Regions from separate parts of the Homo sapiens genome. Here regions 1, 2, 4, 5 and 6 are each linked to region 3. The links are chromatin contacts, found by Hi-C or POLR2A ChIA-PET in ENCODE. All regions are on one chromosome and are shown on one strand. Each heading gives the region's core, a stretch centred on a gene start or an enhancer-like site at or near the end of the contact. The rest is flanking DNA. Distances are from core to core; before and after follow the strand shown.

Region 1 (3,836 bases), core at 327-2,826, 410 kb before region 3:
GATTTAGAGGCAGCAAGCGTAGATTGGAAGGGGAGGTGGGTGACAATTGAATTAGAGGGCATTATGGACTGAATAAACCTGCAGTTTGGAGAAGACTGGAGAAGGGCACCCACAGACAACAGGTTTATTCACAGTCCATATTGGTAATTCTCTTGTTTTATTTTATTAAGTATGGTGTTGAAACAGTGTGCTTGGGGAAACGAGGTTGAGGTTTTAGAATCTTTTTTTCTTTTTATAAGAATAAGCACATTGTTAAAACATAAGGTAAAATATCAAAAACTACTTAGAATAGACTTAAAATATTCACACCTACCCACCCCTACCCACACCTCTGTCCAACAATGTGCCTTTTGCAGTTGGTAATTATGGCAGGGACAAACTCACTTAAATTTTTTTTTAATTCGCTATCCTCGGGACCCTAATTAGAATTGGGCTGCCCCCTTGCGGTCTCTCCGACGTCCTATCTTCAACCAGCTCACAGTCCTTGGGCCCTGCTCTCCTCTCCATTGTACTCTCAAAATGCAAGGCGCAACGACAATAGTAACGTCCCAGTTACTTCTGAGACTCTCTAAACTCTGGACTTGCCTCCCTCCCCTCCTTCAAAGTCTTTCGAATCTTCTCCAGCGGACAAATGAAGGGACTGAAGCTGGACAAAACCATAACCTAGGAGATCAGGGACCTACCCCATTCTGTTCCCCGTGCTTGGAATCAGATAATTTAGGACGCCGGGCCCGAGAAGCCTGGATAAAAAAGTCAGGAAAAACTGAGTTTCGTTTTGACCTCTAGCGTCGTGGCGGGCTGGCATCTGAGCTGGTAACGTGCGTGGTAGGTTATGTAAGAAAAGGGATGGAGGAGCCGCCCCAGCGGGAGCCAGAAAGGACGCGGTGTTCTCGGTTGCAATCCCCACCCTCCTCACCCAGCAGGGCAGGAGGCACCCAACTTGGAGGAGAAAGGGGTGGGGGAGGTGAAACAGAGACCGGAGAGTCACGAGGGCTGGGCCGCCGAGAGCAGGAGAATATACCGTGTCACACACCTCCATTCTCTCACACACGTTGCAGACACAAATCACTGACGGTTTCCACGTGCTGCGCTCGTGAGCGGAGGTGTTCAAAGAGGGGGCAGATGAGTTACTTCCCGAGACGGAACCGGGGGTCCCACGTCCGCCGCCTTCAGTAGCACAACCAATCTCTGAACACTCAAACCGCGCATCTCTGGCGCATCACCATCCTATTTAAGGCCACGGGCTCCGCCCTTTTCCTCCCCTCCCTTCTTTTCCACTCTTTTTCCATCCTCCTCCTTTTCTCATCACCGGGTCCTCTCCAGCAGCCGCATGTAGGGGAGGAGCACGGAATGCTTCCCTTACAGCCAATCATCACCTGGCTGCCTCTCTACTGGCTGAGCCCCTTTGTACTGTAGCAAATGGGCTATGGACTTCAGTAACTAGAGTCACGTGTTACCGGCGACACAACCAATGAGGGCGCGAGATCTGTGTAAGCAGGGGGAGGCACGTGCCGGGCCGCACGTGTCTGGGAGGGGGGGGAAGGGGCGGGGCCCACTGAGAGAGGCGGAGGTGGGTAGATAGACCCGGAGAGACGGCGAAGGAGCTGGAAACCGAGCCAGGGCTGAGCCGGCTGACAACAGGTAAGGAGATTCGGAGGACAAAGCGAGCTGTTAGGGAGTATTTGGGAGTGGATTTGGGGGCTGAATGCAGATCTTGGTATTGGGAGGGTTTGCATCACGTGGCAGGTGCGAGCCCAGAGAGACCGGCGCAGGGATCCTGATCTTGAAAGATTGGGAGAGGGCAGGAGGCCAGTCTCTATGGGGGCGGTTCCCGTAGGATCACCAGGTGGGTTCGCGTGCCCAGATTGACTGCTTGTGGGTGGCATGGCCTCAGGTGGAGAGGCTTGCTGCGGACTCAGGCTGGCGAATAGCCCTGGCGAACAACGGGCGGAGGGGAAGGTGTCTTTCAAGTCGGTATTTACTCTGAACTGAGGGAAGAAAAGAACGGAGGCCGCGTCAGACCGAGAGCTGCTCTGCGGCGGCCAGAGAGGGAATCCCAAGCTCTTAATGGGCGGGGGTGGGGGTAGAAATGTCTTTTTCTATTGTGTTTGAGACCGGTAATATTGGGGAGGGGGAGAACAAGTATTATCCCACGCAGTACACCCCAATCTCCCAGTTCATTTCCTAATCCTTAAACTCTGGTTTCAAACTCCCTCGCTTTGCTCTTCAGTTGCAGGTTCCGATCTTTGGGTACTCCAGGAGCTGTTCTATAGCCCCTGCTTCTGGACCTATGGATTCTCCATCTAGCGTTTCTTCCTATTCCTCCTACTCTCTCTCTTCGTCTTTTCCCACCTCCCCAGTGAACAGTGACTTTGGCTTCCCCTCTGATAGTGAGAGGGAGGACAAGGGGGCCCATGGGCCCAGGCCAGACACTGTTGGGCAGAGGGGAGGTTCACGGCCCAGCCCGGGTCCTATCCGCTGCAGGCATCGATCGAAGGTTTCCGGTAACCAGCATACACCATCTCATCCGAAACAGCGGGGTTCGGCTTCTCCTATGGCAGGATCTGGGGCGAAAAGATCAAGAGATGGTGAACTGGAGACCAGTCTAAACACCCAAGGTTGTACCACAGAGGGAGACCTGCTGTTTGCCCAGAAGGTAAGAGAAAGCAGGTGAAAGGAGATTCTCCTGGAGTGCCTTAGCACCCAGCTGGTTGATAAGGACCCTGTGAGGACAGTATTGACTCCCAGATTTGGAGGTGAAGGAAGAGCCACTGCTGGTGTGGGCAGTTTTTTGTCTTCTTACAGCCTTTGTCCTATTTTCCTACAGTGTAAAGAACTCCAAGGATTTATACCTCCTCTCACAGACCTACTCAATGGGCTGAAGATGGGTCGTTTTGAGAGAGGTAATCTTATTGTTGCATTCATTTGGGCTAGGTTCATTTCTCTTTCTCTTTCCCTCTTTTGACGTGTATTTCTCTGAAGTTCTTGTTTGGGGCCTATATTACTCCTTTTTTGCTACTATGACTTTATTATTATTATTATTATTATTATTATTTTGAGACGGAGTTTTGCTCTTGTTGCCCAGGCTGGAGTGCAATGGCGCGATCTCGGCTCACTGCAACTTCCACCTCCTGGGTTCAAGCGATTCTCCTGCCTCAGCCTCCCCAGTCGCTGGGATTACAGGCGCCCACCACCATGCCCAGCTAATTTTTGTTATTTTTAGTAGAGATGGGGTTTCGCTATGTTGGCCAGGCTGGTCTCAAACTCCTGACCTCAGGTGATCCACCCACCTCAGCCTCCCAAAGTGCTGGGATTACAGGCGTAAGCCACCTTGCCTGGCCCGACTTAATTTTTTTAGATCAATCAATTTTAACCCCCTTCTGTTCTTCCTTTACCTGACTACATGCTTGAATCTCAATCCTTAATCTCTCTCTGTCCCTGTCCCCAGGATTAAGCAGTTTTCAGCAGAGTGTGGCAATGGACAGGATCCAGCGTATTGTAGGTGTTTTGCAGAAGCCACAGATGGGGTAAGTCCCGCTGGTTCTTTGCTTGGGTCTTCATAAAAAGGAGATTTCTCCAATCCTGTTGCTGGTTTTTTAAAGCAACGTCATTTTCACAGGGAACGTTACCTAGGAACCTTGCTACAGGTAGAAGGGATGTTAAAGACTTGGTTTCCACAAATAGCTGCCCAGAAGTCATCATTGGGTGGTGGCAAGCATCAGCTGACCAAGGTAAGAACTTAAGAACACGAGGAAGAGGTGGGAAAATAGCCAAGAAAATGAAATGTGCATGCAGAAATGGCCCCTTTTGCCATTTTCTTTTGAGTCTTTTCTTCA
Region 2 (3,705 bases), core at 998-3,497, 370 kb after region 3:
TCTCTTCACAAGAAAAGCCACAGAAATCTGAGAAATTAGCCTTGCTTTCACACTTAGCTTATACATCTTTTTTTTCTTTTTTATTTTTGAGACAGGGTCCCACTCTGTCACCCAGGCTGGAGTGCAGTGGCGGGGATCACCGCTCACTGCAACCTCCACCCACCAGGGTCAAGGGATCCTCCCACCTCAGGCTCCCAGGTAGCTGGGATTACAGGCGCCTGCCACCAGGCCTGGTTAATTTTTGTATTTTTCATAGAGACGGGGTTTCACCATGTTGGCCAGGCTGGTCTCTAACTCCTGACCTCAGGTGATCTGCCCGCCTTAGCCTCTCAAAGTGCTGAGATTACAGGCGTGAGCCACTGAGCCCGGCCTCATTTTATCTTTCTATAATAATATTCAACTTAGAGGAAGAATGATTTGAGTAGCATTTAGACATTAGATGGTGAACTTCGCATTGAACAGATAATGAAAGGGCAAAATCAACTTAAAATTAGAAAAGTAGTTAGGGAGACAGGTACAACCACTCTTCTGCTTGCCCACTGACTACCAACATTATATTTCAGGTAATAATTCTCCTAGGTGCCTAAGAAGATAAACGAATTCACTCAAATATGTTATCTGCTTAACTTCTGGTTTTTGTGTGCCTGCTATAGGAAAGCACTGAGCCAAACAGAATGTAAACGGGAATGAGACAAGACTCCAACTCTCAAAAGAGAAACTGTAAATACCAATATGGATAGGACAGAATTGGGCAGTGTACTATAAATAAGGATGACACTATACCCTAAATAAGGATGATCTAGAGAAGTCCCCAGGTGGGAGAAAAAAAGACAAATCCTCCCTCTAGGCCATGAAAAGCCCACATCTAAAGACGGTCCCAGTCTAACGAAGAATGGGGCCAGGAAGGATAAGTAGTGCGTCCTTTTCTATTTTTACTGAGTTTTGAAGGGCCCCTTCAGAGTCCTTCAGCCATGGCAATTGGTGGGTGGAGACAGGGATCAACTGTTTGGTAAATAAAGTGACTAAATGGATTTGCAAACTCATGCTCCATCCTCTTGCAGGCCTCCAAAAAGAAATGACTCAGGCCGGGCGCGGTGGCTCACGCCTGTAATCCCAGCACTTCGGGAGGCCGAGGCGGGCCAATCACTTGAGGTCAGGAGTTCGAGACCAGCCTGGCCAACATGGTAAAATAAAACCCCATCTCTACTAAAAATACAAAAATTAGCCCAGCGTGGTGGCGGACGCCTGTAATCCCAGCTGCTGGGGAGGCTGAGGCAGGACAATCACTTGAACCCGGGAGGCAGAGGTTGCAGCGAACCGAGGTCACGCCACTGCACTTCAGCCTGGGCGACGGACGAAGCGAGACTCCGTCTCAAAAAAAAAAGGCCGCGCGCGGTGGGTCACGCCTGTAATCCCAGCACTTTGGGAGGCCGAGGCGGGTGGATCACGATGTCAGGAGATCGAGACCATCCTAGCTAACACGGTGAAACCCCGTCTCCACTAAAAATACAAAAAAATCTCCGGGCGTGGTGGCGGGCGCCTGCAGTCCCAGCTACTCCGGAGGCTGAGGCAGGAGAATGGCGTGAGCCCGGGAGACGGAGCATGCAGCGAGCCGAGATCGAGCCACTGCACTCCAGCCTGGGCGACAGAGCGAGACTCCGTCTCAAAAAAAAAAAAGAAAGAAAGAAAAGAAATGACTCAGTTATTTGTTTCACTGTTCTCACTGACAGCTTGGCTCTGGGGTCCTTACATTCGGCCTGTAACTGGAAAAATGTGTCCATCAGGCACCAGAACCCAATGCACAAAGCCAGGAACGTCCCAAACAGCTGCAGCCGAGGTTGGGATAAGGAAACGAGGCTTTCCTGTCAAACTAAACCTGGCCGCCCCGGACCCCGAAGAAGCAGCCAAGAGTTAAGACGCAATCTGCATGACTGACGCACGCTCCGAGTCTCCCTCAGCAGTTCGCCAGGTTCTTGGCGCCAACACCAGACCTAGGATCCGTCCCCTGCTGGAACTATTCAGACGCGCAAGATACGTAACCAGCAGTCCTCCGCCCCGTTAAATAGTCCTGCCTAGCATGCCTCGGTGACGCACTTTTCCACCTCAGAAGTGCCTCAGCAGAAAGGCGATGAACCTCGGGGGTGCATCATCTTTCTGTTAGAATGGGAGCATGAGTTTTCTGATCATTTTCCCTTCACAGATTCCTCCGCCAGAAATCTTACTCGCGGCGCCTTCATTTCCGGGTCCGCCATTTTGTTGCCTCTGTTTCTCCACGAGGGGGGGTTAAAGGCCCCCAAAACATGCACACATGAAAAGGGCAAAAAGTAACCGTCCTTGACAGGGAGTCTTAACTAGAGAAGGAAACGGGACTAAACTGGCGGGCTCCGTGGAAGCGTGGCCGGCAGCGTCCCGGACGAGGAGGTGAGGAGGAAAGAAGAGATGTGTGGACTCCGGGGGGCGTCAGGGCTGGAAAGGAAAGTGCCGTGAGAAGTCACACCGCTTCCCAGCCCAGCCTCGGACTTCTGGGTGCAGACCTCGCGGCTCCCCGTCACTGAAGCGGGGGCAGCGGCGGGAGGGGGACGGGGAGGAAGGGGATGCTGTCGGGAGGAAGGGGAGGGGACTGGAAGGAGGTGAAGAAGGGGGTGGGTGTAAGACCTGGGGCTGGGGAGCTGGACCAAGGGAAGCCCAGGCCGCGGAGGTGACCACTAGGGGGCGGCGCGGAGCCGGGGCCGAGGCCTGTCGCCGAGGCTGAGTTTGGCCCCCTGCCCCAAATTGGTTCCCATCTTTCAGACAGACATTGGTGTGAGGAACTGTAGGGTTTATGATAGAGAGGGAAACGGCGACTCTCATTATCTGACCCAAATAATGACCTGAAAGATTACTAGTGAACTCGGTAATCTGAATGAGAGCAGTACGGGCCCCGCCTCTGCTTTTTTGCTCTTTTTTTTTTTTTTTTCAAAACTGAGTCTTGCTCTGTCACCCAGGCTGGAGTGCAGTGGCGCGATTTCGGCTCACTGCAACCTGCAGCTCACTGCAACCTCCGCTTCCCGGGTTCAAGCGATTCTCCTGCCTCAGCCTCCCGAGTAGCTGGGATTACAGGCGTGCGCCACCATGCATGGCTAATTTTTGTATATTTTTAATAGAGACGGGGTTTCACCATGTTAGCCAGGCTGGTCTCGAACTCCTGACCTTAGGGGATCCCCCCGCCTTGGCCTTCCAAAGTGCTGGGATTGCAGGCGTGAGCCACGGCTCCCGGCCTCGCCTCTGCTTCTTTCACAGTTGTTTGTACAGCTGGCCGCCCAGTGGGGACTTGAGCAATACTAAAAGAACCATAGATTCTTCCATTGCAATTCTTTCCGTTGGCTGTCTCCTGTTTTCACATACTTCCTTGAGCCAGAGGTCATCCCATTCCTCTCCCTTTTCCCAAAAGGGCTTTCTCTCTAGGGGGTCCCCCCCAACCCAACGTCTTTGGAAAAGGACAGTCTATGGCTTACTATCAACGATGTAACAAAATTTTGGCCATCCAAGACCATATTTTCATCTAATCACTTGGTCCACCCAATCCAGTAGAGATGTTCTTAGGCATGTATTTTCACACGTGCTTTGATGACAATAAAGAGAAAACTGCCCCATCCAGATTCTTAAATAAACAAAAGTAATTACTCTAATTATCTTGGATAATAGAGTACTTTGTTGTCAAGAGCT
Region 3 (4,178 bases), core at 1,104-3,603:
ATTTCAGTGCGACGGGCCCGGTGAGTTAAAGTGGTCATTCTCACCTGTTTCTGGAGGGAGTGGTGAAAAAAAAAATCCATATGTATGCTTATGTAAATAAATCATATATTCATACATGCATACTAAACATCCATACAAATAGGAAATATTTACAGATTTAAATATAGAAAGAAAGGAAGGAGTAATGACCAGAAAAAAATGGGTGGGTAATACAGTATCTTTTCCAAAGTACAATAGCTTGGACTTCACAGATGGCACTGACAAAAGATCAAATGAGTAATTCTAAAGTCCAGTAGAAATGCTCATCTTTCAAGCCTGTTGACTTCTTTTTTTCTTTTTCTTCTTCTTTTCTTGAGAGGGAGTCTTGCTCTGTTGCCCAGGCTGGGAGTGCAGTGGTGCGATGTTGGCTCACTGCAACCTCCGCTTCCCAGGTTCAAGTGATTCTTGTGCCTCAGCCTCCTGAGTAGTTGGGATTACAGGTGTGCGCCACCATGTCTGGCTAATTTTTGTATTTTTAGTAGAGATGGGGTTTCACCATGTTGGCCAGGCTGGTCTTGAACTCCTGACCTCAAGTGATCTGCCTGCCTGGGCCTCCCAAAGTGCTAGGATTACAGGCATGAGCCACCAGGCCCGGCCAAACCTGCTGATTTTTTCTGCATAATCTATAAAGAAGGAGTGAATATCCACCATTGTCACTCCTCTTTCACAAAATGGATCCCAAGTTAAGTAAGATGGAACAACAAAAAATTGTGAGCATCCAGCCCCAAAATGCATATAATAATTTGTATCTAATTTCTATAAACGTTCCATGGTACTACATTATAAAAAAACACAAAAAATAGAAAGTAAAAAAGAATACGAAAAACTAAATAGAAATACATGTTCTATATTTCCTTCCCATACCCTAATGACTCATTTCATGTACTCACTTTGGAGATCACAAGTCTAGACGATAACATTCAGAAAATCATGTGTAGTAATTCCACAGTCAGTAAACTTAGCAGCTCTAGTCCTAGCTAGCCATATCTTGCAAATACACAAGGAGCTGCAAACAAAAATTACTGGCAAGAGAGTGTTGAAAGATTAACAAATTTTCTCAATTTAAAAAAAAAAGTCAAAGAACATGTCTTTTATTCTATGTACTACGGTCAAAAGAAACTGCACTAAATCATTTGTGATAAAGTTTATAGTTAGCATACTTTATTTTATATAAATCTAGATATCAGTTTTTAAGATAATATATAACAAATATTTTAAATCAGCAATTATATAAAGGAGTATCTTTTTCAAGATCAAAATAATGGTATTTAAGAGTTGCTATGACTGGACTCGTTTCTACTCCTCTAGCAATATTTCCCATTGCTCCTAATAAGTAGTGTTGCCAGACTTTTTCTCAAAAATGTCTCATGCTTTCTTTCTGCTTCTGCTCCTCTGTACTTGCTGGGGTCTTCACCCTTTTCTCTTCCTCTTTACATTCTACCCATTCTTTAAAGGCCTTGTGAAGGCCTTTAAGTGACCTCCTCTTTTCTATTACCTATGTGTCTCATGGCCACTCCCTCAGCTGTTTCACAGAGCTTTATTTATACTCACTTCCTTTAAAGTATTTATTATAGTCTTTCTCTTGGTATAGCTGTCTCTCAACTGTAAACTTCTTAAGAACAGGGATATTGTCTTCTTGGGTTTATATATTCTCCATAGCAACTAGCACTGTCTTTAACATTGTTATTGCTCGATAAATTTATATTGATTAAAATGAATACTCAGAAGTGCATGTGAACATTTAAAATAGAAATACAAATGAAGTGAGCTACAAAAGTTTTTTTGTACAAGGGTATATTTCAAATATAATTTGTTATGGGAGGTGGGAAGAAAAGTGAAGGAGGAAGAGAACCATGAAATAAATTCTTAAGCGCACTAAGCCTATCTGGCACTGTGAATAGGGACTATTTCCTAAACCAATCCAAGAAACTTTAAACCTTCGCGGGGCAGGGGGGGAGGGGGAGAGGGGGCGGTTTCTTTGAGAAATTAGTTTCATCTGCACATTTACTAGTTAAAAATCCTACTTGAAAGAAAACAAATGGCCCAAATGAATACAAACCTTTCCCTCCCATAAAATAATAATTTTAAAAAATAGAGGTTTTTTTTGGTGGGGGGAAGGGACGTTAGGAAATGTAATTTTCTCGTTGCTTACCTGATGTTACTCCTGGGTTATGGCTGGACGCAGGCTGTAGCTTGTGCTGTATTTTAGAAGGACACCTGTTCTCCCCACCCCACCCCCGTCCTAGTAGGTGAAAAACTTAGCCACGCAGAGAGCACAAACTTCCTGATCCTTCGATGCAGAGAAGGAATAACACATCAGCTTCCTCAGGATCACTAGGCAACCTACCTTGGTGTTTCTTCATTGCGCCAATCAGAAATCACCAAGGTTGAGTCCCGCCAATCGGAGCTCACAGGGGGAGGCTCTCCCCCAGCTATTCTGTTGCGATCCAGACAAACACCACCAAAAGGAGGCAGGTTTGCGTTCAACCTGACAGCTGGTCAATCCAATGAAGGAACCTTGGTGGAAGAGAGGAAAGAGGGCTGCGCTCCCCACCCCCATTAAACCAGCCAATCAAAGCGCTGAGTGAGCTAACATGGGCTGCCAATCTCGAAAGGTTTCTGTGGGTTAATTTCAGCGTAGCAGGTGTGTTGCTGTAGTAGCGTATACTGGGACAATTAAGTGAGATGTGTTGGGATCCAAGCAATACAGCTAAAAATAAATAAATATTTTTACATTGGTTGTTTCTGACAGTCAGTTTATCCTTGACTTGACTGTTCCAGAAAAACATGATCTGGGTCAGTTTGTGTACGTTTATATGGTTTACCTTAAACAGGATGAATACATTTCTACCATCGCATATGTACCAGCATTCCCTATAGCGCTTATTACTGACAAACCCATGGATGTGTATGTTTTTGGAATATGGCTGCTGAAACTACAAGCGGCAAACAGACCAAGTTTTAAGTCTTCCTTTTTCTAAAGCAAAGAAAGCAGGCAAGGCTGGAACTAGCTCCCAGGTTTCTCATTAAAAGCACAGCATTTTTCATACTACCACTCAAAAATTCTAGAAAGTGTGCTCAACTCTTCTTGCAAAGTAATAGCTACCGAAATCATCTAAAAATTAGTATTCCCTATCCCCCCATCCTCCTACCAGCCTTTCAAATGAATGAAGCCATATTTCCTGCTACTTAAATAAAAATTAGAAGCGATAAAAGGGCCTACGTACTGAACAATATTTTATTTATGCTGCAAAAAATGCCATACTTTAAAAATCAGTCTTTTTGTCCTGTAAAAAAAAGCATAGTAAAGGTAAAGCACCAATTCTTAAATTGTACATTATATATTAAAATGTTAATACATTATGTCAAAATATTGAAGAACATTGTTTTAATAACAGCACAATGACAAAAGAGCCAGTTAAATGGTATAATTTTAACATAAGTAAAAAGTGAATCCATACCAAATTTTAATACCAAAGTAAACATTACTGTTTAGAAAAATGGCATTAGAGGGCCTTAACAGTTAGTATATATTTAAAGGAAATATTAAGTAGGTAATGAACAAAATCAATTTTGAAATTTTACTTATTACCGAATCAATTATGACATTTGTACTTTTGCTTTTATTCAAAAGTTCTATTGGATTTATCTCAAGATTAAGGACCACAATATGACAGTCAGCCAAAAACTTAGTTTTAGTGTACAAACTGCTTTAAACTACATATACATCTTCAGAGTTAGGGAAATATAATATAGGGTCCTTCAGTTTAAATGGTGAGAAGAACTCTGCAAGCCTGCAGAACAAAAATAATTTTTATATATGTTCCTTTGGTTCACTAAACTTTCTCCTTTTTGGCACTGACTCTTGACTAGAAGAATCAAAGTGATGGAGGACCTGTCAAAAGAAAACAACTACTAAGAATAGATACTTTCCTGTTTAAATGTCTTTAATTGTAGATTTTTTCATGTATCTGAGATTTCTCTTCTTTTTAAAAAAATTTATGCCTAGCATACCTAGCATAACTATATCTGGGTTTCTTAAAAGTAGAGTAAAATTTATTATTAACATCTTCCAATGGCTGCTGAAAGTATGTACTTGCAAAATGTATAATCTTCAGTAGGGCTGCTCTAGAAGTGAG
Region 4 (3,685 bases), core at 397-2,896, 500 kb after region 3:
GCTGGAGTGCAATGGCGCGATCTTGGCTCACTGCAACCTCTGCCTCCTGGGTTCAAGCGATTCTCCTGCCTCAGCCTCCCGAGTAGCAGGGATTACAGGCACCCGCCACCACGCCCAGCTAATTTTTTGTATTTTTAGTAGAGACGCGGTTTCACTATGTTGGCCAGGCTTGTCTCGTACTCCTGAGCTCAGATGATCCACCTACCTCGGCCTCCCAAAGTGCTGGAATTTCAGGCGTGAGCCACGGCGCCCGGCCTGCATGGGGATATTCTATGGATGTTCGGGTCCTAGGTTACTTTATGAGGACCCACAAGACATCTGGAAAGAGGATAACCAGGTCATTCTGGGGGTTACAAAACCTGTTTTTTTTGTTTGTTTGTTTTGTTTTGTTTTGAGACAGTTTCGCTCTGTCGTCCAGGCTAGAGTGCAGTGGCGCGATCTCCGCTCACTGCAAGCTCCGCCTCCCAGGTTCATGCCATTCTCCTGCCCCAGGCTCCCGAGTAGCCTGGGACTACAGGCGCCCGCCACCACGCCCGGCTAATTTTTTGTATTTTTAGTAGAGACGGGGTTTCACCGTGTTAGCCAGGATGGTCTCGATCTCCTGGCCTCGTGATCCACCCGCCTCGGCCTCCCAGAGTGCTGGGATTACAGGCGTGAGCCACCGCGCCCGGCCACAAAACCTGTTTTAATGGAGTTATTTCATGGGCCATGAGTTTGAGAGGATCTATCTGACCGACTCTTACCCCGAATGTTTTACCATTCCTCTTTATTTATTCATTCCACAGATAATTATGGAGCCCCTACTATGTACGAAGTCACTGGAGGAGCTGGAGATACAAGAGTGAACCAAACACAGTCCTTGCTCCCCAGAAGTTTTACAGTCTGCTCAGAGAGACTGGTCTTCCCACCAGGGTTCATAGCCTACGGGGTACTTTGTTAAAAACGAGCAGTTACTACGAAGACTACAATGGGAGAAATTTTTCTGTGTATCTCCATGCCCTTTGGAGCACAGATAATTGACAGTTGGAGGCTAAAGGGGTTGGGTCGCGGGAAGGTTGTGATAAGTCCCTGATAGCCTCCCGTGCCCTTTTTTGACAGGTCTTCACTGATTCATGCATCAAATATTTACTGAACTCCGTCACTGTGCAGTGCCTAACTTTGTGCTTGAGGCAAACAAAACACAGATCTATTTCGAATGCCATTCCGAGGAAGGTAAGACATGCACGCACGTTTAATCAAATAGTAAACAAGAGTAGTAAAACAGGAAAAAGACTAAGAAGAGTTCTTGGTGGTATTAAATGTTTTGTGATATTCGACACCTTAACGTCTCTGACTTGACACCAGTACTCCCGCAGAGAGTTCTTTCCTGGGTTAGGAATTTCAGAGGACTTGGCGGACCGACTCTTGTCCCGAGTTCAGATCACTCGACCCAGTCCTAGCAAAGAACTGAACCTAAGAGGACCTGCCGAGCCACCGTAGGGACTGTCGGCCAACCCGCGCGCGCACATCTTCCACCCGTGGACTCGTCAGGGCGTGAGGACCCACCTCACGTGACCATTAGCAGCCTCCCGATTGGTTTTGCTCCTTTTTTCTCCCCAATGAGTGGGCTGATGCCCCGAGAAGGTCGGGCGCATGCGCAGTGCTCGGATTTTTTGCTTGGCTACCCGGAGTGAAGCGGCCGGGTTGGGCGATTAACAGGCCGTGGTTAGGAAGGACGGAGAAGGGGCGTTCGCTCCTTTGGGACTTTTCATGCCTCGTTTTTTTTTCAGATGTGGCTTGGTCTGGGCGCAAGGTCCCAGCAGCCAGCTTAAGCTTACTCTTCTGTGAAAGGGGAAAGTATCCCCTGTGGAAAGCGGTTAAACTTGTGGAGGGGGTGCGGGACGTGAGTTCTTCCCCATGCCAGGCGAATGGTGTGGCCTTGAGCTGGTCCAGGAGCCGGCTCGACGTGTCTGAGGGAGGCCCCGGAGGGGGCGGGGAGGTGGCCCACAGAACGCGGGTTCTGTAAAGAGACGTTGGGAAGATTCGATTCCGAGAAGAGGAAGAACCGGATTGAAAGAGAGCCAGGCCGCTGAGGGGGAGGGGGCTGCTAAGATGGCGTCGGCCTCCTCCGGGCCGTCGTCTTCGGTCGGTTTTTCATCCTTTGATCCCGCGGTCCCTTCCTGTACCTTGTCCTCAGGTAAGCCCGGCAGGGCGTGGGTAGGGAGCTGGTGAGGAATATGCGATGGGAGGAAGAGCGAGACCTAAGAGGGTACCTGTAGCTGGGAATGTCCTACGTGTTACCGGTAAGTGGGCGCGAGCTGGGCTTTCAAATAGGGATTTATGAGCGGGCAGGAGTTTGAGGAAAGGATAAGTTTGATTAAGAAGTTGTCGAAAACTTTGGTTGTCTTTGAGGAGGACGGATGGAGATTGAAGGTGGGGGTAGGGTGGCCCGGCGCGGTGGCTCACGCCTGTAATCTCAGCACTTTGGGAGGCCTTGGCGGGCGGATCATTTGAGGTCAGAAGTTCGAGACGAGCCTGGCCAACATAGAGAAATCTCGTCCCTACTAAAAATACAAAAATTATCCGGACAGTAGTGGCGTGCATCTGTAATCCCAGCTACTTGGGAGGCTGAGGCAGGATAATCCCTTGAGCCTGGGAGGCAGAGCTTGCGGTGAGCCGAGATTGGGCCACTGCTCTCCAGTCTGGGCGAGAGAGTGAGACCCTGTCTCAAAAAAAAAAAAAAAGAAGTTGCGGTAGGAAACAAGAGAAACGGAAGGGAGTAGAGAAACTAAGAAAGTAAATGGAGGCCTAAGAAGTAGAGAGAACTACTTAGTGTGAGAGGCAGGTGGAATCTAAGTTGATTGTGGGCTAATTGGATGAAAATGTTGAAGAGAAGCCATGGGACTTAAAAGATATCGAAAAGTTATTGGACGCTTTCGATTTCTGGAGAGGTAGGGAATCGTGAATTTTGTTGGGTGGGCGGGAGTTGTTGAAGCCATCTTTTCCCTCAGATACTCCCCCCTAATGTGTCACCCCTTCTCACTTCGCACCCCCACCCTTAGGGCCGCACAGGCACACAGACACACATACATACTTTCTCAGACTAATTCCTTTGGTGATTCCCAACTCTAAACTGCCCAACTTTGGGAAGGAATGGAAATTTTGAAGAGAGTCTAAGGAATGTAGGAAATTAAGGTCAAAGACCTTAAAAACAGATGGGAAAGATGGAATGGAGTCTTGAATTGCAGTAGAGACTGCGAGAAGTGATGTTTTGGAAATTAGGCCTGAGAAGAAGAAAGATGGGTGGGGGGGTGACTGTAAGTGTTGTGGGGGAGTATTGCATAATAGAAAAATGGACTGGAAGAATGCTTACGCTGTATCAGGAGATTGGAATTTGGAGAATGGAGCCAGGTTAATGTAGAGAGCTCAGCGTATTAATAGTTAAAAACGAATGAAGATTGAGGGAGGGCTGAGGAGGCTCACAAGAAAAGCAGTAGATTGTGTGTAGGGGAGAAAGTGTGTGTATGTGTGTCGGGTGGGGGGGCGGGAGGTGAGTCAGAAACTGAGCGCTTCCATCAGAAGTGTCTGGTGTTTCACAGTAACTGCTGCTTCTACACTGGAATAGACGCTGCCAGATGTTGGATGCTTTGCTTGAGATTTTGGTATTTCCTCAGGCCTGGTGTTGCGTTTTTGCTGTTTAGAATTT
Region 5 (3,705 bases), core at 668-3,167, 310 kb after region 3:
TGAAGGCAGGCAGGGACACAGCCAAGGTGCTCCAGGTCGCTCAGAGAGTCTTCAGGATTCCTGAGTCGCCGAGTCTATGGCATGCGCTCCGGGCCCTGACTACAAGCTGGTTTTCAAAGGAAGTTTGTGGTTTTTCTTTTCTTCTCTCTCTCTTTTTTGTTCTCATCAGGACGAAGAAAAATTAGGCAAGGACAAGCTCCCTGGAGGAGGAGGGGCCTGCCCAGCGCTGGTGGATTTCCATCAGGACTTTCTGACCCGGTCAGCAGCTTTGTGATCAGCAGAGAGGGAGCGAGAAACAGGAGAGAAAAACAACAGACCCTTTCTCTTCCCTCTGCCTGCCTCTAGAAGGGACGGAGCGCTTGTGCCTCTCTGGTGAGAATAGGGAAGAGCAAGTGCCCTTGCTAAGTAGGGAGGAGAAGGGCTGGACAGAAGCAGCTTGTTGGATCTGGGCTCTCTCTCTGGGTATGGCAGTCCTTTGCTCTGGATCCACAGAAGCAGGAGCAAAGAGCACGATATTTGCATGTATTACTCAATTAATGTTAAAAACAAACAAACAAACCCAGCTCTTTTCCCTCTGGAGCCCTCCAGAGAGCTCCTTTCCAAGTCCTTGCTGTATCATTTTTAAGTCTAGAAATGAAACTGGTTGGGTTGTGCACCTGGTAGAGTGCAGAGGGTGTGGTAGAAGCCCCAGGCTCTGGGCGCGATGGCTGACGCCTGTAATCCCAGCACTTTGGGAAGCCAAGGCGGGCGGATCACAAGGTCAAGAGATCAAGACCAACCTGGCCAACATAGTGAAACCCCATCTCTACTAAAAATACAAAAATTAGCAGGGCATGGTGGCACATGCCTGTAGTCCCAGCTACTCGGGAGGCTGAGGCAGGAGAATCGCTTGAACCCGGGAGGTGGAGGTTGCAGTGAGCCAAGATCCTGCCACTGCACTCCAGCCTGAAGACGGAGCAAGACTCCGTCTCAAAAAGAAGAAGAAGAAGAAAAGAACTGGCAGAGCAGGCAGGAGATCCAACACGCCTGTGCTCTGGATCTTGGTTCCACTGCAGGCCTCTCATCAGTCACCTCCTCTCGATTTACAGCTGGGGAAGCAGGAAAAGCTGGTGTGAGGCTGACGGTAGGAAATAAAGGGATAGATAAATAAATGAGGGAATTTTTGATGATGAGTGTCCATTTATTTGCAGTACCTGCACTACTCTGCGGCTGGAAAGTGGCAGTTAAGGGAGGTTGGAACCTAACTCCACATTCTGAAGGGTTCCCTAAACTCTATGTACAGGGCCGCCACAGGATGAAATTTCAAGCAACTCTAAAGGCTGAAAGAGCAATTGGAACAATTAGGGTGGCAGAGAGCAAAAAGCCAAGGTTACAACCGTCCAAGAAAGGAAGAAGATATTTGCCGAGGCTGTAGAAAAAAACAGGCTACAGAGTTGCAAAGGGAGAAGCAGCAGGAGTTGGCAGGAGACTGTAGGTGTTAACAAGAGGGGTCAAAGATTATTCTAATGTTCTCCTAACATGAACAACCACAAAATTGGTGGCGACTGAGTCAGTTTGGTAAAGGGCAGAATTTGTAGAAAGAAGATGATCTGTTTTGCCAAGTGTCATTTAAAATGTCACCAGATGCTCGGTGTGATATATGTAAAGATGTTATACTTGGCCTGATCTGAGAGGGAAAGTTCAGATGCCACAATAATGGGTTACTGTGACACATACACATTTGTTTACCGAACGACTGATCCCTCAGAAAACAATCCTTCCCTCGGTTGCTAGGGACATTGCGGAGTTGCGGGACTACGTTTCCCACGTCGCCCCACGCCACGCCCCCTTGGCCTCGCCGGAAAGACGTCCCAGGAGCCTCTGGGCGTAGAGCCCCGCCTCCGCCGCTGGGGGCGGGGCGACGCCGGACTCCGGAGCGCCCGCTTACGCAGTTCCTCCCGGGGTCGGAGGCCGATTCGCCGTGTGGCGGGTTCGAGTCCCGCCTCCTGACTCTGGCCTCTAGTCCCTGAGTCCCGGGCGGGCTGCATTCGTCGGGGAAACCTCTCCTCGACCAGGGGCACCTCTACTCGACCAGGGGCGACGGCGTACTTTGGGCTTCATCATGGAGGACTACCTGCAGGGTTGTCGAGCTGCTCTGCAGGTAACGAATCCCTGTCTGTGACTGTAAGGAATGGAGCACGGGGTCCAGGAAGGACGAAGACGTGGGATCTGGGGGAGCCTCGACGGTCCGTGTGGAGGGAACACTGAGTTGTGGGGAGGGGGGTTGGGGCCTGATCAGTTTTGGGGCATGAGGAGCGAGGAGCGAGAAGCCAGTTTAGGAGCGTGAGAATGCTGCTTGTTCAGTCTCCCGGTTTTTGGCTCCCCGCCTTTGGGGTCCGCCTGAGAGCGGGGAGAAGTCTTGGGTCTGAATCCTGCATTTGAGCCTCTGCTTGCTGTCATCTTGGTCAGTTCCATCAAAAAAACCAGGACTGTGCCGCCGCCAGCCTAGCCCCGCGAGGTGTGTTTATTCTTTTCTCCCCGCCCCTCTTTGAGTTCTCCGCTCCCAAGGCTTCGCTTGGCCCACTGGCCTCCAGGTGAACCTCGGGGGTGTGGAGGGAACCGGTGCTCACGGCCTTATTTCCTCCGAATGGCAGTTTCTGTCTGGCGGGCTGAACTCATTTCTAGGTTAGAAGTAGTCACAGTATTTTACTTTAAGTCAGTGTTTTTAAGCCAAACATACAAAATCCATCAGGCATATTTGTTGACCCACAACCAGCATTCCTTTGCCTCCAGGTTTCTCCTTTGGCCTTAACGCACACAAATGACATAAAAATTCTCCACTTGGAAGGGATAAGCACAAAGTGTGTTTGGAATCAAAACCATAAATATGACTACTCAATGCTTTGTGGCTTATTTTTGGTGCTCTCTGACTCAGTTGGACTCACCCAGCCATGCTGAGCCGTCATGAGGCATTAGGCTGTTATCCCCAGTTAGCAGCAAAAAGCTAACCAGAGACAGGCTCCAGGAGGTCACCCGGCCCCTCTACTTTGAGTTATACTGCCCTGAAGAAACCTAGATAGATGGCTTGCTGAGCTTTCCTTTTTAGATATCTTAAACTCTACAAATTCCCCTGAGGGACAGATTCTGGTCTTTAACAAATCCTGAAAGTCACTAATTCCTGCTGCAGACTCAGCTGCTGGAATAAATGAATTGTCTTCATATTGAATTGGGGAGAAGGTCCATTTTAACACCAATTACATAGACATTTTCCTTGTGAAAAACAAATTTGGGGAGTTATTTCAATGCATAAGGCCATTTGGAACCAATCCCTTTTTGTTACCTCTGAGTCCACCACAGGGCGCTTATTGGAGGACTAATGTAGAGTTTTTGGGGCACCGTTCTAAGTGCTAAACAGTTGGATTTTACCCCCCAGTAACCCAAATGACTGGTCTCTTCCACCATTTGGTAAAGTGCCCTTGGACCTGAAACCTCACCAAATAGTATTTCTTTGCATGCATCTACTCTCCAGCATATATCCTCCAGAGCCTCCCCCGACCCCCAGGTTAGTAGTATATTCTCTATTTTTATTTTGTATTTGTTTATTTATTTTCAGCCAGGGTCTCACTCTGTTGCCCTGGCTGGAGTGCAATGGTGTGATCACCTCCCCGGCTCAAGTGATCCTCCCACCTCAGCCTCCCGAAAAAGCTGCGACTATAGGCAGTGCCA
Region 6 (4,183 bases), core at 535-3,034, 280 kb after region 3:
CACCGGCTCCCTGCTTCCACTGAAGAAGTCCTGAATAGTCTTCCTTGTTGAAAACTTTCAGGCAACAGAAGCAGGTCATGTACTAGAAGTCTACAAGCCATGGATGGAGCCAATGAGAGGTGTGTTATCCCTCCAGGCTGCAGGATGGGCCTCAAAATAAGCCAGATTGTAAAAAAGAGGTGGGTGAGAGGCAGTCAGAACAGTAGTCCTCAGCCTCATCTGGCCTACAGCTTGTCTGCAAAGTCCCACCAAAGGCCTCCACGGACCAAAACACTGCATGAGACTATGGCCCCAGGGGCAGGGAGACGCCGGTGGGTTTGAGAGACAGCTGGGGCGGTGTTGAAGGACACAGTGAGGGATCAGCCAGCCTATGGCCAGTGACAGGGGTAAAAGGAGGCCCTTCCTCCCAGGGGAAAATCTGGCCAGAGGCCCCAGTGAGGGAAGTGGGGGACCAGGGGAGAAAAGGATCCCTCTCTGGAACAGACTGTGCAGATCACGGTATGGTCAGCGCCAGGTCCTCAGGGACAGGACTGCAGGCAAGTCCTTACCCTTAGGAGCCCCTTTACATGTGCAGCCACTCACACCCCGGTGCGGTCATCCCGACTCCGGTATGCGGCAGCAACCGCCACCCACCCCTGCCCCAGCACAGATATGGGGGTGACTGCCTGCTGGAGGCCTGCTCGGACTCACTTCTCCAGGAACAGGGGCTCACTGCATTCGCCACGATCCTCAGAACCCCCTGAACCTGGGCCTGGCAACTCAGGTGACTGAAACCAGGTTTTGATGCCAGGAGCTAGGCTTAGGGAGGGAGAGACTCCAACTGCAGGCTAAAGATGAGTGCTCTACACCTGCAGTCAACCCACTTGCCACGGGCCTCTAGTGATTAACAAGCTACGGCCCAGAAAGCCAGTTCCACCAGGAGCTCCCTTGCCAGCCATCCACACCTCATAACGGTATGCCTTAGCCCTACCGGGCCGGGGCAGGCGCTCCGGGCCGCTCCTTCCTGTTTCCCGTTAAGCACATGGAAGCTCTGACCTCGCCTGCGAGGTGGGCACGGTGGGCCGGTAGGAAGAAAACGGGGCAGGGCCCTCCCCTCTCCTCCCACCCAAGCCACAGGACGCGTCCAGGCCAGGGCAACCCCGCGGGCCGCTGCCAGGGTGGAGGCTCTCGCGCCAATGGTCACCAAGCTCCTCCACTCCCCAACAAAGGGAAGCCCACGGCTCGGCCCCGTCGCCCGCAGCCCCCGCGTCCCCACCTTCCGCCCTACCTGTTGCCCGGGAAAGCTTCTCCGGCTCAGGGCGGCGCTGCCGCGGACACCGCGGCGCCAGGCCCGCCGGCCCCGGCCGCTCCCTTGAGGCGCTGCGCCCGCCTTACCCGGCGGCCGCCGCCATGAGCGCCCGCAGCGCCCCCCGCCAGCGCCGCCTCCCTCCTCGCCCCGGCCCCGCGGCCTTCCCAGCCCGACCCCTCCGCGGCCCCGCGACAAAGCGGCACCCGGGGCTCCCAACTTTTCCGCAGCCCCTTCCCACCCCCGCGCGGGGCTCGGGCGCCGGGCGGGGGCCCCGACTCACCCGGCGGCAGCGTTGGCGGGGCCGGGGCCGCTGCTCCGTGTACTCCGTCTGCTCGGGTGGTTGCTCCGAGGCCCCGAGGCCTGGCTCCCCGCGCCTCTCCTCCCTCTTCCGCCCGCCCGCCGGCCCGCGCCCGCCCTCGCCCTCCCTCCTCCGCCAGCCGCCGGCGCCGCCGCCGCCGCCCGCCGAGCCCAGTCGAGCTGAGCCCGAGCCCAGCCGGGAAAAAAAGGCCGCGAGCAGCCCAAGGGCCGGGAGGCTGGGCGTGACGGGAGGGGAGGGCGGGGCGGGCCTCTGCGCTGCGGCTGCCCCTTCGCCCCGGCGCGGGAGGCCAGACCCCAACCCTCCGCTCCCGGCCCCACAGCCGCGTCCACGCCCGTCACCTTGCGCTAGAGAAACCGCCGACCTGGGGAGGCGGGTGCGGGCTCCTTCCGCCACTTCGGTCTCTTTTCGGGGTGGGAGGTCTCCCACTGGGACCGACACAGACGCACTGGATGCCGCGGGGTCCCGGGCTCCGAGCGGCGGTGTCCCTGTCCCCTTACTCCTACCCACCCCCACCCACCCCCAACTGCTGTGCGGCCCCCGGTCCCCGCCAGGGTGGGCACATTCCCACTTCCAGCCCCACGGGGCGCGGGCGGAGGAGGGTGCAGCCCGGGGATCCTGCCCAAGTGCCTCGCGCCGAAGCTGAAAACCTCTCCAGGGCAGACCGAAGCAGCCGACCCTCGAGACCCAGTCGGAGCCTGCGATCACTCGGGCGACCCTCGCCTACCCCGCCGTAAAAGCCGCGGCCTTTCCACCTAGGTGCTACGGGACCTACCCCCGTGGCAAGGAAGAGCAAACCCGAACTTGCGCACACCCGGCGGCCCTGTCTGAAAGAGCCACCCCAACTTTTGTTTTGTAAAATGTATGAGTTTTCAAATGACACCACGTTTATCCGTATTCGATTTCGTGTTAAAAAGTGTTTTCCGGCCGGGCGCGGTGGCTCACGCCTGTAATCCCAGCACTTTGGGAGGCCGAGGCGGGCAGATCACCTGAGGTCAGGCGTTCGAGACCACCCTGGCCAACATGGTTAAACCCTGTCTCTACTAAAAATACAAAAATTAGCCGGGCACGGTGGCTCGCGCTTGTAATCCCAGCTACTCGGGAGGCTGAGCCACGAGAATCGCTTGAACCCTGGAGGTGGAGTTTGCAGTGAGCCGAGATCTCGCCACTGCACTCCAGCCTGGGCGACAGAGTGAGACTCCGTCTCAGGAAAAAAAAAAAAAAAGTGTTCTCCCCTTGGCCTGGCGCCGTGGCTTATGCCTGTAATCTCAGCACTTTGGGTGGCCGAGGTGGGCAGATCACTTGAGGTCAGAGTTCAAGACCAGCCTGGTCAACATAGCGAGACCCCCAACTCCTTTATAAATTTAAAAAAAAAAAGTTTTCCCCTTGAGTCGTGTGGTAAAATTACTGTTTCAGAAGTAATTACTGTTGGAAGATGCAACATGGTTTTCCTAGAAAGCTGGTCTTAACTCCTAACGTGAACGAGTGGTGACTAAGATGTATTTGAGGGCTCCTATACAGGGAGAGCTGCAGCTTACTCCATGGAGAGGTACTTTTGTCAAATTTCTCACCTAGATGAAGTATTGCCTTTTTTATGCTGTTGCAATCAGAGCCTCTGACAGTAGCTTGTTTCCCCGTTTATCTGGTCAAGTACTCGTAGGAAGGAGTGCAACCCCCACTAATCCAGTTGGAGGGCCCATCCCTCATCTCAGGCCCTTTCTGGAGGGTAAGGAGGTAGAGGCTGTCCGACCCAACTGTTTGTTCTGCCTCTCTTTTCAGGGGGACCCGCAGCCCTGACACACCATGGGAAAGATGAGAGTGGTGGCCCCTAACCAGCTCCCAGGGTTTCTCTAGGCTTTTCTAAGCCCCAGGCCTGCCTGATCTCCCAGTTTCCAGCAACCCCTCCAGCTGTGTTTTTCTCCTCCCTCCCTTATTAGCATATCTTCCATTGTATCTTTCTTTCCTTTCTTTTTTTTTTTTTTCCTTTGGAGAGGAGGTCTCACTCTGTCACTGCAGCCTCGACCTTCCAGGCTCAAGCTATCCTCCACCTCAGCCTCCCAAGTAGCAGGGACCACAGGCGACGCCACCATGCCCGGCTAATTTTTGTATTTTTGAGATTTCACCATGTCGCTCACGCTGGTCGTGAACTCCTGAGCTCAAACCATCCACCCGCCTTGGCCTTTCAAAGTGCTGGGATTACAAGCATGAGCCACCTTGCATCCCAATTGTCTCTTTCTACCCCCTTGGAACTCTCCTCCTTCAGCCTTCTAATTCCAAAGTTCCCTCTTCCTTTCTTCAGTGCTCTCCCCAGAGTCCTTATCTGCTACACACCTACACACCTTTTTTCCAGCATAGTTCCAGGGCTCTTTGGGCCGCAGCTCACCTTCGGGTCTCTAACACTCTCCACACCTCCGTCCTATTCATCTTCCTTCTTTTAGTTCTGAATCCCTTTCTTGTGGTTTTCCTAAGTGCCAGGCTTTCCTGTAGTCCCTACCAGACTTTTCAAATGCTTCCTCAGGAGAACTGAAGACTGGTTAACTTTTTTTTCTTTTTTTTAAGATAGCAGTGGGGAGGGGAAG

Evidence for each region. A loop is a pair of places that touch in the nucleus more often than their neighbours do. ChIA-PET counts read pairs that join two places held with the same protein, here RNA polymerase II (POLR2A). Pooled maps may share reads with other maps.
Region 1: a pooled map shows a loop between it and region 3 (4-fold over the local background). The contact joins the promoter of CIART here to the promoter of GOLPH3L in region 3. A Hi-C loop is called at or near these places in 1 of 168 maps with a recorded cell type or tissue (naive thymus-derived CD4-positive, alpha-beta T cell) and 6 of 50 pooled maps. POLR2A ChIA-PET finds 5 or more read pairs at or near these places in 1 of 52 experiments (WTC11).
Region 2: a loop to region 3 is called in a pooled map, with 4 times the contacts of the local background. The contact joins the promoter of GABPB2 here to the promoter of GOLPH3L in region 3. A Hi-C loop is called at or near these places in 8 of 50 pooled maps. POLR2A ChIA-PET finds 5 or more read pairs at or near these places in 3 of 52 experiments (PC-9, Panc1 and activated naive CD4-positive, alpha-beta T cell).
Region 4: a pooled map shows a loop between it and region 3 (9-fold over the local background). The contact joins the promoter of PIP5K1A here to the promoter of GOLPH3L in region 3. A Hi-C loop is called at or near these places in 7 of 50 pooled maps. POLR2A ChIA-PET finds 5 or more read pairs at or near these places in 3 of 52 experiments (Caco-2, WTC11 and activated naive CD4-positive, alpha-beta T cell).
Region 5: a loop to region 3 is called in a map of CD8-positive, alpha-beta T cell, with 15 times the contacts of the local background. The contact joins the promoter of PRUNE1 here to the promoter of GOLPH3L in region 3. A Hi-C loop is called at or near these places in 5 of 168 maps with a recorded cell type or tissue (CD8-positive, alpha-beta T cell, PC-3, ascending aorta and 1 more), 3 of 37 single-sample maps with no recorded cell type and 16 of 50 pooled maps. POLR2A ChIA-PET finds 5 or more read pairs at or near these places in 10 of 52 experiments (A673, AG04449, CD4-positive, alpha-beta memory T cell and 7 more).
Region 6: a loop to region 3 is called in a map of gastrocnemius medialis, with 4 times the contacts of the local background. The contact joins the promoter of CERS2 here to the promoter of GOLPH3L in region 3. A Hi-C loop is called at or near these places in 3 of 168 maps with a recorded cell type or tissue (ascending aorta, gastrocnemius medialis and naive thymus-derived CD4-positive, alpha-beta T cell), 3 of 37 single-sample maps with no recorded cell type and 13 of 50 pooled maps. POLR2A ChIA-PET finds 5 or more read pairs at or near these places in 13 of 52 experiments (A549, A673, CD4-positive, alpha-beta T cell and 10 more).

The regions. Positions count from the first base shown.
Region 1 is chr1:150,280,978-150,284,813 of GRCh38, forward strand. It overlaps CIART (circadian associated repressor of transcription), which reads left to right and starts at 1,577. Exons shown (of 5, transcript NM_144697.4): 1 at 1,577-2,656; 2 at 2,828-2,903; 3 at 3,449-3,527; 4 at 3,620-3,731. The coding sequence starts at 2,291. LOC124904414 reads right to left here and starts at 1,205. Exons shown (of 2, transcript XM_047438213.1): 1 at 684-1,205. The coding sequence starts at 1,039. RefSeq lists enhancers at 452-561, 643-1,843, 882-961, 1,318-2,259.
Region 2 is chr1:151,068,514-151,072,218 of GRCh38, forward strand. It overlaps GABPB2 (GA binding protein transcription factor subunit beta 2), which reads left to right and starts at 2,248. Exons shown (of 9, transcript NM_144618.3): 1 at 2,248-2,421. MLLT11 (MLLT11 transcription factor 7 cofactor) reads left to right here. Exons shown (of 2, transcript NM_006818.4): 2 at 1-1,031. RefSeq lists enhancers at 1,763-2,697, 2,121-2,330, 2,698-3,632 and silencers at 2,531-2,610, 2,641-2,800.
Region 3 is chr1:150,694,801-150,698,978 of GRCh38, forward strand. It overlaps GOLPH3L (golgi phosphoprotein 3 like), which reads right to left and starts at 2,354. Exons shown (of 5, transcript NM_018178.6): 1 at 2,192-2,354; 2 at 1-50. The coding sequence starts at 38. HORMAD1 (HORMA domain containing 1) reads right to left here. Exons shown (of 15, transcript NM_032132.5): 15 at 3,260-3,934. The coding sequence ends at 3,854.
Region 4 is chr1:151,196,906-151,200,590 of GRCh38, forward strand. It overlaps PIP5K1A (phosphatidylinositol-4-phosphate 5-kinase type 1 alpha), which reads left to right and starts at 1,647. Exons shown (of 16, transcript NM_001135638.2): 1 at 1,647-2,176. The coding sequence starts at 2,092. LOC124904419 (a long non-coding RNA gene) reads right to left here and starts at 1,620. Exons shown (of 2, transcript XR_007066620.1): 1 at 1,546-1,620; 2 at 1,202-1,435. RefSeq lists enhancers at 1,745-1,944, 2,045-2,124.
Region 5 is chr1:151,006,532-151,010,236 of GRCh38, forward strand. It overlaps PRUNE1 (prune exopolyphosphatase 1), which reads left to right and starts at 1,918. Exons shown (of 8, transcript NM_021222.3): 1 at 1,918-2,140. The coding sequence starts at 2,102. It overlaps MINDY1 (MINDY lysine 48 deubiquitinase 1), which reads right to left and starts at 371. Exons shown (of 10, transcript NM_001376665.1): 1 at 1-371. RefSeq lists enhancers at 97-276, 1,769-2,311, 2,312-2,852, 2,508-2,557.
Region 6 is chr1:150,973,051-150,977,233 of GRCh38, forward strand. CERS2 (ceramide synthase 2) reads right to left here and starts at 1,785. Exons shown (of 11, transcript NM_022075.5): 1 at 1,569-1,785. RefSeq lists enhancers at 3-934, 892-1,036, 3,935-4,183, cis regulatory regions at 964, 3,795-4,183 and silencers at 1,140-1,629, 1,650-2,089.